Regions from separate parts of the Homo sapiens genome. Here region 2 is linked to region 1. Evidence: read pairs that join two places in POLR2A ChIA-PET (ENCODE). Cell type or tissue: PC-9. All regions are shown on one strand. Each heading gives the region's core, and the rest is flanking DNA. Links, peaks and the distances in the headings are about the cores only.

The links. ChIA-PET counts read pairs that join two places held together with the same protein. Peaks named below come from ENCODE experiments on the same cell type or tissue, not always from the same donor. Only the 100,000 strongest peaks of a DNase experiment are listed, where the experiment ranks them.
Region 2: POLR2A ChIA-PET joins it to region 1 with 6 read pairs; 1 of 35 experiments calls an interaction of 5 or more read pairs at or near these places.

The regions. Positions count from the first base shown.
Region 1 is chr11:73,195,755-73,203,796 of GRCh38, forward strand. No RefSeq gene overlaps it. Among named protein-coding and RNA genes, the nearest start is that of IUR1, 17 kb to the left of the region's middle. RefSeq lists an enhancer at 2,910-3,204. In PC-9, for the core only: no CTCF peak of the experiment used is centred there; DNase peaks (open chromatin) are centred at 4,647 and 5,637; H3K4me3 peaks cover 964 bases; H3K27ac peaks cover 2,500 bases.
Region 2 is chr11:74,066,430-74,074,471 of GRCh38, forward strand. It overlaps C2CD3 (C2 domain containing 3 centriole elongation regulator), which reads right to left. Exons shown (of 33, transcript NM_001286577.2): 24 at 7,824-8,042. Among named protein-coding and RNA genes, the nearest start is that of UCP3, 61 kb to the left of the region's middle. RefSeq lists an enhancer at 6,142-6,211. In PC-9, for the core only: no CTCF peak of the experiment used is centred there; a DNase peak (open chromatin) is centred at 4,772; H3K4me3 peaks cover 785 bases; H3K27ac peaks cover 2,403 bases.

The DNA of each region.
Region 1 (8,042 bases), core at 3,293-5,792:
CTGGTTATGCCAGCTTCTGGTTCCAAGGTCATTGCCAGCCCTTAGTTCATGGGCAGAGCTGAGACCTTTGGCATGCTTGGTGCCCAGCTCAGGTTCCCAGGTCTGTCCCCCTACCCCAGGGGCTCCCACACACCCTGGGATGGTCTTCTAGGGCCTGTCCATGTGCAGTGTTCACAGTGGCAAAAACACAGCAACAACAGCACATGCAAACGCTCCCAGCAAAAGGTAGGAGGGTTTTACACTCCTGGACCAGGGCTGGAACAGCGTTGTTTATTAAGAACACGGACTTTAGATAATTCTATTGAGATTATACATGGAAAGCCCTTGTTTCAGTATCTGACACATACTAGGTGTTCAATAAATTACAACTATCATTAAAGGCACTTTGAGGAGAGCAGAATTTGCTATGATGGTTGATGATGTGGTAAAGGTAGTGATTCTTGATAGTGATTATGGAGTCTCACCACTGACAATGGCAACGATAGTTTTCCTTACCCAGGGAATGATATATCTCTCTGGGGATATTTACAGTAGGTTTGTAGGTCACATTTGATAAAGAGAGTCAAGAAGAGAAGGAAATATGTCCTATGGGTAATTTCTAGTTTGATTATGGAGACAAGATTCAGAGACACAAAAGAATTATAAGAGTTCTCCCACTTGACCTGGGAGCCAAGGGCTCGGGAAAGGGAGGCTCAAGGTTCCTAGCACAAGGTAATCATTCAAATATGATTCCCCAAAATGGCATTGACAGCCTTCGTCCTCTTTCCACTGTTGGTCACTGTTAGAACAGAAGGGAGGCTGGTGAGCCAGTGAACCCCTGCTTCTTTCTCCTGCTTACTTTCTCCCCGCAACTTGCCAGAGGTTCACAAACCTTCAGGTAAATGACATGACAGGGAATGTCACTGACAGAGGGTTAGGGGTGAAAATGTCAGGATGGGCAAGTATCAGACCCTCCTGGCCTTCCCCCAGCTGCTCCAGAGGAGTTTTGAGCTGAATTGCACCCCTAGCCACAGCGGAGCCCACTACTGTGCTCACAGAACCACTGTCGGAGAGTTTCGAGGACTCAGAGAGAACACAAACACCAGGAGACTGGAAATTCAACTTTCTTTCTTTTTTTTTTTTTTTTGAGGCAGAGTCTCACTCTGTTGCCCAGGCTGCAATGCAGTGGCACAATCTCGGCTCACTGCAACCTCCACCTCCCGGGTTCAAGCAATTCTCCTGCCTCAGCCTCCCAAGTAGCTGGGATTACAGGTGTGCACCACCACGCCCAGCTAATTTTTGTATTTTTAGTAGAGACAGGGTTTCACGATGTTGGCCAGGCTGGTCTCGAACTCCTGATCTCAAGTGATCTGCCTACCTCGGCCTCCCAAAGTGTTGGGATTGCAGGCGTGAGACACTGCACTGGCCTGGAGATTCAACTTTCAAAAGGTAAACGATGGAAACCACAGAGGAGAGACTTTTAGACCCTCTGCCAGTGACATTCCGGATTACCAATACCTTCAATAGTCCAGAACCTTATTACCTGTATTTTACAGTTGTGGAAACTGAGGGTCATAGGGTTTAAATAAACGAATAAGTGATAGAATCAGGATTTGAATGTAGGGTTGTCTATTCCAAATCATTCCTCTTAACCACTATCCTGCCAGTCGAAGCCATGGTGATGCCCTTCTGAGCAAATTGATGGTGTCTGTGATGCCCTTATGTACCAACCTTCTCTACTCAGCAGAGGAGGAAATGGCCCCTGGCTAGTGGGCGGGAGCATCAGTGGATATTATGCTGGATTAAGATGTCATTCTACTGTTGACTTAGAACATAACCATGGGGCCATGAGGCCGCACCCCTGTGGGAAGGCAGTGAAATGGCTCATCTAAAGTTCTTCCTGGTGTAAGTGCCCTGGGGAAGATGTGTGATCCAGGGCCTGGGAAGCAGAACTGCTGTAGGATCTTATGGCTACAGAAGAGAGACCCGGACTCTTTTTTTTTTTTTGAGACAGAGTCTCACTCTGTCACCCAGGCTGGAGTGCAGTGGCAATTCTTGGCTCAATGCAACCTCTGCCTCCCAAGTTCCAGTGATTCTCCTGCCTCAGCCTCCTGGGTAGCTGGGATTATAGGCACACACCACCACATGCGGCTAATTTTTGTATTTTTAGTAGAGATGCGGTTTCATCATGTTGGCCAGGCTGGTGTCGAACTCCTGAATTCAGGTGATCCACTATCTCGGCCTCCCAAAGTGCTGGGATTACAGGCACGAGCCACCGTGCCCGGCCAGACCCTGACTCTCATAGTCTGCACTTTTGAAGATATTGAAGATATTGGTGTCTATAAGGATGTCCCCAAGTCAGGGGCCTATCAAAAAGAGGCAGGTCAGGAACTAGAAGGGGAGGGTGGAGATCAGGCAAGGCCCTATGTTTCACTCTGGAGTCAGTTAGCACCTGGAGAACAAATGATACCTTACACAACAAACTGTTTAGTAGGTCACACTCCACCCCATTCATGTCCCCATTGTCACCTCTATCTGAACAGCCTGTTACAGCCATTTTAAGGAAGCAATTTTTAAGGATAATAATTTAAAATAAAATTTTAGAACAAGTAGACAAACTTCTTAAAAGAATAGTTTTTGATGCACAGAAAAGTTGCAAAGATGGTACAGAGGATTCTCGTATATCCTCACCCACTTTCCTCTACTGCTAACGTCTTATATTGGCCACGGCAAATGAACCAGTATTAGTAAATTATTATTAACTAAAATCCATACTTTATTTACATTTCCTTCGTTTTTACCTAATGTCCTTTTTCTGTCCCAGGATTCCATCCAAGGTGCCACGTTACACTTAAACATCATGCCTCCATCCTTTCTTCCTGGTCTGAGAGAGTTGCTCAGACTCTCCTGGTTTTTGATGATCTTGAGAGTTTTGAGTATTCATCATCAGGTATTGTGCAGACTGTTAATTTGGGCTTTGCTGTTGGTTTTCTCATGATTAGACTTGGTTGAGTTCTTGCGAGGAAGGTCACAGAGGTGAAGTGCCACTCTCATTGCATTATATCAAGGGAACATTCCATCAGCATGACTCATCACCATTGATAACAGGCTTGATCACATGACAGAGGGAGTGATTGTCAGACTTCTCCATGGCGAAGTTACTCAAAGGATGCATTCCAATCACTGAGATGGAAGGGGCAGTACCCCCTGGCAGTCTGTATGGTGGGAACCCATGAGAGAACCCACCCGATAGGTAAATTTCAGAGGGCAATGTTCAAGTTCTGGGTTCAACTGCCCCATCTCAGCATCTAAGGCTATGGGCTCTACCAGCACTGGCAGGAACCAGGTCTGATTCATTTCCATGTTCTCAATACCCAGCACAAGGTTGTCGGTTGAATGTATAACTGAATTTATTTTCTTTTGCAAATCATTTTTTATTGAGGTGAAATTCACATAATATACAATTAACCATTTTAAAGTGTATGTCTCAGTGGCATTTAGTACATTCACAGTATTGTGCAACCACCACCTCTATCTAGTTCATATATATATATATATATATTTTTTTTTTTTTTTTTTTTTTTCTGAGACAGGGTCTGTCTCTGTTACCCAAGCTGGAGTGCAGTGGTGTGGTCTCAGCTCACTGCAACCTCCACCTCCCAGGTTCAGGTGATCCTCCCACCTCAGCCTCCTGACTAGCTGGGACTACAGGCATGTGCCACCATGCCCAGCTAGTTTTTGTATTTTTTTGTATTATTTTTCACCACGTTGCCCAGGCTGGTCTTGAACTCCTGGGCTCAAGCAATCTGCCAGCCTCAGCCTCACAAAGTGCTGGGATTACAGCTGTGAGCCACTATGCCCATCTAAAACATTTTCATCACCCCAAAAGAAAACCTGCTTAAGCAGTCACTCTGTTTCCCCTACCCCTCAGCCCCTGGCGACCGCCAATCTGCTTTTTGCCTCTATGGATTTATTTATTCTGAATATTTCACATAGATGGAATCATATAATATGTGACTTTTGTATCTGGCTTCTTTCACTCAGCACAATATTTTTTTGAGGTTTGTCCATTTTGTAGCAGTATCAGAACTTTACTGCTCTTACGGTTGAGTAATATTTCATTGTATGAATGCCACATTGTTTATCCATTTATCTGTTGATGGACATTTAGGTTATTTCTACCTTTTGGCTATTGTGAATAGTGCTACTATGAACAATTCATGTATAGGTATCTGATTTCAATTATTTTGGGTGAATATTAATGCATGATTGGATTTTTAAAGAAGGTGGTATTTCCTCACAGGCTTTTAGGAAGCTGATCAAACTTATGGCTCTGGTTATGGGCCAGGGCCTGTGAGAAGGGAGTTTCTGTCTTGGGCCAGGTTGAGGTAATTATTTCATCAACAGGTTGGATAAAGACACGGCGCACATGTATCAGGTTCACCCATGACAAAAAGTCAGGAAGGGTGCTAAAAATCAACGCAAATATTTAAAATGGGAAATATATCAAGGCTTGCGTGTGATTTCTTCAAAAGATTGCCCAAACACAGGCTATGGGAGAACTGGTTTACCAACAATGATACAAAAAGGAGCTCAGAGTCTGAGCTGACCACAAGCCCTACATGAGCTAAGGCAGAGGCTGCCAAACAAACAAATGCAAATGCAGGCTGCATTAACAGAGGCATAGCAACCAGAACAGAGAAGGGACTGCCCTACCCTGCTCCACACTCAGCCAGACCCAGCTGGAGCTCTAGGACCTTTCTGACACTTTGGGGTATGTGCTGAGTCAAGAGAGGGTGACCAGGCTATAGAGGCCTGAAAACCAGGCCATGTGACAAGTAGGCAGAGGACTGAGTGGGAGCAGGGTGGCTGGAGCAGAATCTTTGCTGCCTAGGGTCTGCAGGGCTATCCCCCACAGAGGAAGGCATTTTTCCTAGCAGGGAGTGAGATCTCTTCACTTTAGGGTTGGGTGTGCAAAGCGAGCAGGGGAAAGATTCAGAACCTCAGGTGAGTCCAGATGATCCTGGGAGTCAGGTGGCTGCCCTGGCATTCCCATACTGAGAAACATATTTAGCATGAGGGGAAGAAAGGGGCAGAAAGCATGAATCTCCTTGGTGTTGGTTTTATCTCCTCTTTTCTCCTCTCTCCTCCTTTTCCTCCAGGCTGGCACCCAGCACTGTGCTATCCTAGGAAGAAACAGCTAAATCCCAATGAAAGGTAAGGATTTTTGTCAGAAAGATTAGCTTAAATCAACAGGGTATAATTTAACTGGCTGGCTTGTAAAAACCCAGGAAAAGGTTTTGTGCCTTTATGGTGAATGAAAAAAAGGCAGGATACACAATTGTATTATACATTATGACCAGGTTAAAATGCCTAGAAAACCTTAGTATCAAACACAACAAAATCTTAATGTCAGTTACCTGTGTGAATCAGGACTGTCAGGATTTTTTATTTTCTGTTTTATATTTTTCTGTATTTTTCAAGTACTCTGCAATGAAGAGGTGTTATTTCTAGCGTCAGAAAAACAAAATCCTTTGTTTAGTACTTGAGAACTAATTGAACTGTGGGCCCCACCCCCTTCCCTACTCTGTGTTTCTTCTGGGCCCCTGGATCTCCCTGCCAGGGCCTTGTTCCCAGGAGGTGGTTGAGAAATTTCGGTAAACGCATGACGTCTTGCTTGAAGAGTCAGACAAATAAGTGATTCTAGGGCAGGAAGGAGAGCCCTAGCCCACTCTCAGGTGGAAAAGACCTGAAGGGTGGGGAGCCCACAAGATGGGCACAGCCAATGTGATCGGGCAATCCCCAGGGTGGAGTGGGCCGCTCCCCTCCTGGCGGAGGCTGCATTTGGCCATCAGCCTGGATGAACCCAGCCTGGGCAGGGAACATGGGCTGCCTAGAAGGGGACCTGGGGAGCCCATGTGGTGTGTGTGGCTGTGTGGCAACAGCGTCCGACACTGCCATGGGAAAGCATGGATTCCCTGAACACCTCCCTAGTATGCATTGGGCTGACCCTTTCTTTACACACAGTCATTTAATCCACACACTAACCTACCAGGCAGGCGTCATTATCCCATTTTACCAGCAAGAAAATCCACTTCAGAAGGATTAAGGGTCACGCAGCTAGTATCTAGCAGAGGTGCTCTTAACCACCATGGCATACTGCCTTGAAACAGTCTTCAGCTTCCTGCTTGGCAGAATGGCCTGTCTTTTGCCTTTCAGTGTCTCTTGCCTTTCAGTGGCCCCACTGATGGTTTAGTGATTGCAAGTGATGACACTTTAACTGTGGCCATGGAGAAAGGAGCTACTGCTCACTTGTTCATCTCTCAGGGATGGCAGGGGCCTCATCCCCACCCCTTCCCCTGGCTCTCCTGGACTGTTTTGGGCTGTGGGGGGAAGATAAGGCTCTGTGGCCTTGGAGATAGGGAGGAGACCCTTGGGGAAGTGACTGGTCTCAGGTCTCAGGTCTCGGGAAGAAGGCTGGTCTCAGGTCCCAGGTTAAGGTGAGTTCCCATTGCTGAGGGCATTATAATCAGGGCCTGAACAGGTCAGTTTGGATTCTTCAGAAGGGAGGAGCAAAGTGATTTTTTGAGCCAGCCTTTAGATCACAGCCTAGGCTGACAAGTGTATGGCTGCACAAGCCGAGAAGAGCCCCTTCTCTTCTTAGAAGCTCGGAGAAGTTGCAATCAGATAGGACTTGAATGTGAGACCGCCTGAGACTACCAGGTCCATCTGGGTTTTGCTGCCCCCATTCACCCCGAAACAGCTGTTTTCTCCTAGAGTGGGGGCTCAACCTCATGGAGACACCATGGGAACAAATGGCTCTGACATCTAGAGTCCAATGTACAGCTGTGTCCTCACATGAGACCAGAGGAACAAGGGTCAGTGGAGACTCAGGGTTTCGGAACCTGCTCTCAAGAAACGGTGTGGCGCTGCCTGTCACTTGAGTGTTTTATGGGTACAGACACAAGGAAAGGCAAAACTAGAAATATATATACACTCACAAATAAAAGATTTCTATTTTTAAGTATATAAGAAATATGTTATATATATAATTATATGCATCAATAGATAAATAAATAAAAATTAAAATCTAGATATTTATACATATAAATTTGTAGCACCGTCTGCCAATCTGGTGGCATTTCCCCATATATGTGAGAAGAAAAAGAAATGTACGTATGTGACCAGGCGCAGTGACTCACGCCTGTGATCCCAGCACTTTGGGAGGCCAAGGAGGGCGAATCATGAGGTTAGGAGTTCGAGACCAGCCTGACCAACATGGTGAAACCCGTCTCTACTAAAAATACAAAAATTAGCCAGGCGTGGTGGTGCGTGCCTATAATCCCAGCTACTCAGGAGGCTGAGGCAGGAAAATCACTTGAACCTGGGAGGTGGAGGTTGCAGTGAGCTGAGATCGTGCCACTGCACTCCAGTCTGGGTGACAGAGCAAGACTCCCATCTCAAGAAAAATAATAATAAAACATAAATAAAGAAATGTATATATGTATACACACACACATACACATAAAATATCCATTTATGTATACTTATACATTTCGCTATTATATATGTATATATATAACTATATAAAGTAATATATACTAATATAAACATCTATGGATAAAATAAACACAAGCTAAACATACACACACATACACACACACACACGCAAATGCACCTGCATTTATACCAGGGGCCATTAGGCCCTTTTGCAACCTACTAGCAGCGACAGGAGCCAAAGAAGCCACAGAAGTCTTTCCCTGCCAGTTCCATGTAATCCCATGCTGATGGCAAACACCTGGCCAGCGACTTTAGGGGCCAAGGGAAAACTTCCCCTTTGCCCTCTAAATATTTGCTGAAACATCAACTGACCAAAGGCAGATGAATAGGAGAAAAGGCAGACACATTCATTAATGTGCATGAGGGAGAACTATCGAGTGGCGATTCCAAGCCCCCGATGGGGTACAGAAGCTCATATATCCTTTTCATAGGGGAGGGAGAAGATAGGAATGCAGACAATTTTTTGAGGGGTGGTAAATAATTATTAAGGAGAATGAATGGAC
Region 2 (8,042 bases), core at 3,636-6,135, 870 kb after region 1:
AAGTCAAAAAGAAAGAAAGAAAGAAAAAAAAACATTTAACAAGTAGTCTTTAAAAGACAGGTTCTAGTTCCATCTACTCTGACAAGCCTCTCTAGGTGCAATCACTGAACTTTATAACCCCAGTTAGAGCTTCCAACTTAAAATTTCTTTCAGGGAAAGAAAAGTAGCTACAGCTTTGCTTTGATATGTTTTCCTCAACGTAAAGAATTTCCATTAGACCAATTCTTTTTTTTTTTGAACAGAAAGAAAACTGTTTTATTACACAATTAAACTTGAATGTGACATGCATCATAGTCAATCTGCTTAAGAGACTGCAGAGACAGAAAGATGGTCACCAAAATTAGTCCACAAGTAGAAGAATTTACAGCACCATGTCATAGACCAAATTCTTTTCAAACTTTCCCACCAAAGTAACAATGATTCAGAGAAGAGTAAACATTAAACTCAGAGAAGAGTAAACATTAAACTCTGAAGTGTAGGGGTCCCTGTTGCCTTAAAACAACTACAATAAGCATAACATCTACTAGTAGGCTTGTCTTTCATTTTAGAAATTCATGAAGGTTTTATATTATATTCCATAATACAACCATATTTGTATCTGAAATGTATAAATGAAAAACAGCATTTCTGTTCCCAAATATTGGTTAAAAAATTGACATGCTATTATTTAATCTTGTGACTTCTAGCACCCAGGGCACAAAACCAGACCAGATGACATTACTTTTTCAGTCATTTGTACTGGAAATAATAAAGAAAGAAACTGGGTGATGGGAAGAGAAAAGAGAATGGAGATTTTGTGAGGAAGCTTGGGAAGGAGAACTGAAGAGAAATGCTAGCCTTGGAAGGAAGATCTAGTGGCGTCCACAAAGCAGGAGAGAACTGAGGCATGTACAAGTTGCCAACAAAGCAGGACCTGGAAAAAGGCTGAACCTGGAAAAAGGCAGAGGAGCCTTAGAACCGGGAAAGCATTAAAGATATAGAGAACTATATGAGGAGCAAAACAACAAAACAAAATAATCACTGGCTACAACTTGGCCAAACCAGTTTACAAGCATATTAAAGAAAAAAATTTTTTAAGGCTAGTCAAGGGAAGCAGTAGGAGTTACAGCATATTTTTGAAAGAACAGGGAAAGGTAATTCTAATTTAATGGTAGTAGGCAAAAAATCAGTTAATGGAAATCAATAAAATAGTATTCATATTACTAATGTAAATGTATAAAATATCACTAATAGTACCCAGTGAGCTATCTTCTTAAAAGTTTTATTTTAGTGAAACTGAACAGTATTTATGCGGATTGACTTGCTGAGCATCCACCCCCACCTACTTTTATTGCATTGTACTCCTTTATTGTACAGATTGGAAGCATTAAAAGCTACATTTCTCGGACTCTTTTGCAGCTAGGGTATGGATGCAAATTGGCCTCTACCAATCAGATGCCCTCACAAAAGATCTGGAAGGCAGGCGGGAAGCAGAGGACATCTTTCTTTTCCTTCTGCTTTTGCTAATAACAAGGATGATGATGTAGAGACATTGTGTTTTTTGATCTAGCATTTGGTCCCTGGGTGCAGAGAGGCCCTGTGGCAATGGCTATGACGAGAGCTTCTGATTCTTAGATTTCAGTTTTGGCACTGTATTCTGAACTTAAAAGATTTAGTGGTTCCCTCCTAGAAGTTTAGCCTAGAGCTCACTCCTCTAGCCCTTCTAATGACTTAAAGTACCTTAATATTCTATATTAAACTCCTCTCTGCTTAAAATGGCTGGAGTGGGTTCCATTTCCTCTGCCTGATATAGCTTTCATCTCTCATTCTTTCTCCCATTTTCCTTTTTCGGTCTTAAGCTTCAACTAATTTCTTCCAATAAAATGTCATAAATCCTCACAATTAGGAAGAGATAACCTGGCTCTACCACAGCAGCTCTCACATATTGTATAATAATCTGTGTTTCCCTCACTAGACTGAGAGCTCTTTGAATGCACAGAGTATTCCCAAGGCCCTTATTAAATGTTTGCTGACTTCCCACTGCCCTTTGTCTACAGATAGTTGCCCAGGGTTAGAGAGAGGAGTTGCCTTGTCTGCTTGCAGTACATACCCACAGAAGATAGCAACATCTTCTCAAGAAAGCTCTGAGGAAGATCAGCAGAGAGGACCAATCACTGTTCCCAGAGGCAGGACACCTAGGTTCCAATGTAGTCTGCCATTGCTTTAGTGTGACATATTGGATACACCACTTCATTCTGGCTAACTGGGCCTCGGTTTTCTCATCAGAAATAAGTGCTCTCAAACCACCTTCCACAGTAAAATTCTAATTCTAGATATATATCAACCTTGCTCACATCTCTCATGGCACTACCCCCATCCCTCTGGTTTATTTATTTATTTATTTATTTTTTGAGACGGAGTCTCACTCACTCTGTCGCCCAGGCTGGAGTGCAGAGGCACGATCTCGGCTCACTGCAACCTCCACCTCCTGGGTTCAAGTGATTCTCCTGCCTCAGCCTCCTGAGTAGCTGGAATTGCAGGCTTGCGCTCAGCTAATTTTTGTATTTTTAGTAGAGAAAGGGTTTCACCATGTTGGCCAGGCTGGTTTTGAACTCCTGACCTCAAGTGATCTGTCTGCCTCAGCCTCCCAAAGTGCTGGGATTACAGGCATAAGCCACTGCGTCCGGCCATCCTCCAGTTTATTTTTAAAGCTGCTATTTGCTAAAGGCCTTGAAACAAAACTATTTTGACTTTGGAAGAAGATAGTTCCTTATTTAGTCTTGAACAGACACATTCCTTTTAGCCAAACAGGTGGGTGAAAAAGAAATCAGCTTGGGAGAGCAGGTCTATCAGGTTTCTCTGGCTCTCCTCTTGTAGGTGGAAATTCATCTGGGCCTGTTTACATTCTGAAAAAGGTCAAGTTCTGAAATACTTTTGGAAGCAGCCCAAAAGAAGGCTGCTATACCCCCCACAGGGTTGGGACACACATTAAGAAGACCTGAGGTGAACCAGTTATGCCATTTAAGAATTTTATGCATCAAGAAAGGTGTAATTGTTTCAGTGAGATTAAAATAACAACTTCTCATATTTAGATAATGCGTTACAGCTTGCACACTGTTTTCTTACACACTAAAGTTGTGCTGATAACGTCTCTGAAAATCGCATAAGATAGGCATCTCTATCCCTATTATAAAAATAAGGCAACCAAGGAACAGAGAAGTGGCTTGCTCATCACATACCTGGTTAACTAGCATTGAGAAGAACCACGGTTTCCTGACTCGTACTTTAGATTTTTTTCCATTGCAATCATTCTAATTATCTCCATCTGGTTAAGAGAAGTGCTCTCCCTTTGGCCTGGAGTGAATGGATGGAAACTTCCCCCTTAAGCAATGTCCAATTTTTTATGTTAATAAAAACTTAGCCCAGCAGGTGTATTAAGCTAACATTAGCTGACACCTCCTCTGTGTCACACCTGTACAAGGTGAGTCAGATTTGATTCTTGATCTGCGGGAGACAAACACAGACAGATAATTACAACCCAATAAGATAAAGACTATGCTAAAAGCACATGGGAACCCAGAGGTGTCCTGAACTCTGCCTTGATGGGCTAAAGAATGCCTCTAAAAGTTGATAATATTGAAGCTGATTTTACTTTTTACTGAGTATAACTTATGCTACTTCAAATCATTTTACCTCTCTGTTCCTTATTTGTCTCATTTGTAAAACAGGGCTAGAAATACCTGTTTTGTCTAATATAAGTATACAAACCTTAAGAGTATTGAAGCTGATCTTAACCGAAGGTTCCTCAGAGCTTTTTCTAACATAAGTATCCAAGAAGTTCTTTTATTTTCAGAACCAGGACTACAGTGGTGACCACAGACCATTTCAGAGCTGCTTCAGAACTCAGCTTTGCTGAAGGCAAAGCTCCTAATTTGGGGCTGTTTGTGAATCCTCTGCATAAAGGTTTGCATGAAGGAACCACTCATTTCCTTCCTTAAGAAAGAGCTTCCAAGGCATAAAAAGGACAGACACTCTGAGAACACTATTAAGGCAAGAGGAAAGTCAGAAGTACAGAGTGTAGAATCATGGTCTCCTACCAGAAAGTTTCTGTCGCCTGTTCTCCATTCTTGCTGCCACCTTGCTTGTTTAGGCTTCAGAACTTGAACTAATGTGACGGCCCTCTCAGTGATTGCTGCTTTCGGTATTCTCCAGTATCTTTTTCATACTGCCACCAAGATTTCATGTCTGGTCAACAAATATGACCTTGCCTCTCCACAGATTAAGATTTTGTTGGTTTCATCTCACCTGCAGTGTCAGTCATGTAGCATACAAAATGCTGCCTATGTAGCCTAATTAGTCTTTCCAGCCCCATTTCTCACTACTTTTTACTCACATTTAATGACCTTTTTTTGGCCAATGTCCCATTCTCTCATACTACCAAGCTTTTGAGCATGCTGTTTCTTCTCATTAGAATGCCTTTTTCCTCTTTCATTCAGCAAACTTGCTCCTCCTCCTTCAAGAGTAGGCTAAAGTGACACCAATACTTGGAAGCCTGCCCTGACCACCCCATTAGCAAAAAAATGCCCTCTGTGTTCTCAAAGTTTTCCTATACTACCACATCCACCTCCCCACAGCTTTCCTCTTTCATATCGTTTATTCCTCTGTACTAAAAATGTTAACATGTCTCTCCATTAGGCTGTTCCTTGGGGACAGGGACTGTGTGTTGTTTGTTTATCCCAGCACTGTGATCTTCATGATGCAGCAAAGCAAACATAATGTCCTCCTGTTTTATGAATATGAGACATAACGCCTCTCACATTTCTGGCAAGAGTTGCAGACCTGTAAATCACTTGTTATTTAGCCTCTTTCTGTTTAGCCAGGTCAAGGCAAGCATAGGGTAGACATCTGACTTTCCAGACGTCACTGTTGTATCCTGATTTCCACCCTGCAGTGATAAGCCCATGCAGTCCTTCCTCCCACAGACATTTATGTGTCAGTCAGGCACTGTGCTGAGCATAGAGTGTAGACCTATAGTATAGAGATCTGCCCATTGTCTCTTTGAGTATAGACCTGCCCATCTGGTTCTGCAGAGCGCATTAACTATGTAACTTCAGGTCATTTTACCTTTTTGAACTTCGGTCTCCTCATTTGTGAAATGATTATGTATTGTAATCTCTTCAAACTATAATCCTGCTCGTGGCAAGGATTAAAGGGGATACAGGGAATAACCCTGATCTGAAATGCTTGGGGCAAGAGGTATTTCAGATTTTGTAATATCTGCATTATACTTATTCAGTATGCCAAATCTGAAAATCTGAAACCTGATATATTCCTATGAGCATTTCCTTTGAGCACCAAGTTGGTGCTTTTGGATTTGGGATACCTAACCCATAATTAATGTACAAAGACTAGAATAGAACTCAGCACACAGCAGATGATGCTCAATAAATTATTATAAAATTTTGCCAAGTGATATTATAAAACTGTAATTCACTGTCTCATTGAAAATTTGTAAGTATATTTTGCTTTTTTTTAACAATATGGGAATTCTCCTAAAATGTAACATATACCATATCTTTTGTATATTAAATTTTATTTTCAATGCAACTACAAAAAAAAACTTTCCAAAAATAAAAGAAGCTTTTTAATACTTTCCTTAAACTCATTCATCTATTGATTTTTTTGGTCTTTAAAAAAAATTTGTCAAAAATGGCTGCTTTGGTGGGGCAGAAAATTTTTTTTTCTTTAAAAACAAGTAAAAATTGTTCAATTTTGTGATTCACACTGCACTTGAAGAAGACTTTGTCCTGATATAGAATGTTTCAAGGTTTCTGATACACAATGGCTGAAATGGATGAGAACATCAAGGATCATTATGGAAGCTTATAATCCCAGGAGTAATGGCTGTTGGTAGTATAAACGGGGAGGAGTAGGAATGAGAGATAAATAATAGTTACTATGAGCACAGGTTTTGTTTCTGTTCTAAAGTAGTAAGGACACATGACACAGTTTGAGAGACACCAAAACAGAGATGACAGGAGCCAAACAGAGAGGTCAAATCTGAATCAAATGATGTATATTGAAACTTTCTGGATTCATAAGGCCATGGTTGACTGGCTCTCATAGACACCACACATCTGAACATTGTTAATCACAGCCATTTACAGATGAGAAATTCAAGACAGAGAGAAAGAATACCTTGCTCAAAGTCACACATATGTACACATACAATTTATTGGCTAGGGACACAGGGATAAATATATTCCTACTAGAATGTAATCTCCACAGGGCACAATTTTTGTCTGTCCTTTTTTTTTACTGTTTTATCCCTGGCACCAAGGACAGGGCTTAGCATGTAGCAAATACAGTAAGTTTTGTTGTAAAATAAATGAATGCATGATGAATGAACAAATGAGATGAGGTCTTTGCTTTTGAACAGTTCATATCTAGTTGAAAAGAAAACCATGGAAACAACTGCAGTACTGTGTGACATATGATATGATACAGGGGCAAAGTGCCAGGGGAGCAAATAGAAGGGGGCCTTTATATTGGGAAAGCCCTCCAGGAAATGGTGATGCCTGAGCTGGGTCTGAAGAGAGGAGCTGGAAGTAGCCAGGCAAAAGAGAAGGGTGACGGCAAAGGGGAAATTTTAGGAGATTACAATGCTGAATAAAGGTAGGGCAGGAATTCTTTGTGCCATGGACTCTGGCAATCTGGCAAGGTCTATGGGCCTCTTCTTTTAACAGTGTTTCTTTAAAATGCATAATGTAAAACACATAGGATTACAGAGAAATCCAATTATATTTACATAGAGTTATCAAAACTAAAAGAACTTTGTGATATAGTAATATATGTGCTTTAGTAACAAGGTCTAACTATAGGTAATAACTACTGTAGGTCTGGCACAGTGGCTCACGTCTGTACTCCCAGCACTTTGAGAGGCTGAGGTGGGTGGATCACTTGCGGTCAGGAGTTCGAGATCAGCCTGTCCAACATGGTGAAAACACATCTCTACTAAAAATACAAAAATTAGCCAGGAGTGGTGGCACAAGCCTGTAATCCCAGCTACTCAGGAGGCTGAGGCAGGAGAATTGCTTGAAGCTGGGAGGTGGAGGTTGCAGTGAGCCGAAATCGTGCCACTGCACTGCAGCCTGGGCGACAGAGCAAGACTTTGTTTCAAAAAAAAAAAAAAAAAAATCAAAACAAACAAAAAAACCCCCCTAACTATTGTAATTTCAAAGAAATCATAGTTATAAGTGATATTCTAAGATATCTGCAATAATGATGTGATATGGAAATACCTGTGATTTCTATTGTTGACAATATCACAGGTACTATTACTAGGATCTACTGCCTATATTCATAATGAGAGGAAATATGTTAAATTTTAGCTAGAGGTTGCTAAAAATAAAGATGTAATTATTTTCCTATCCAAGGCCACTAACCCGGAGTTTGAACTTTTCACGGATCCCTTGGATGTTTAAGGACCCAATGTTAAAAACACCTGGCCCTAGGTGCATTAGGAAGGCCTGAGTTGGCAGGAATGCAGAAGGAAGAAATCTGAGAAATTTAATAAAGAACAAGTTAGGGATCCGATGATTTGACAGTGGATAAGGAAAAGAGAAGTATCTATCTAGGTTGAGACTCAGGTGGCTGGACTGGGGAATTTACGATATGCAACAAGTTCAGAAAAGCTTTCATGTTGCTTAAACCTTTAGGCTTGAGAAATAAATATTTATCAGTTGAGATAATTAACAGATCCTGCCATGATTTGAAAGATTTGTGAAGAAAGGAGCACACCCTGAAGAGTTAGACATGCTCCTGGGTAGGTGAGGAGAGCATACCTTTCAAGCTCAAGTGCATTGCTCTTTCTACTAGGATGCTGACTGCAAACGTTCCATCCAAATCAGCAGGGCCCTCCTGCGTCAGGCGGACTTCAGCTGTGGTGCTGCTGCAGGGGACCTGGGTGGAGGCAGGAGACTTCTGGTGGCAGGAGATGACTTCTGGTGGAGAGAGCTGGACCTCATCATTCCTTCTGGGGAGCTGCTCAGACTCACTGTGGC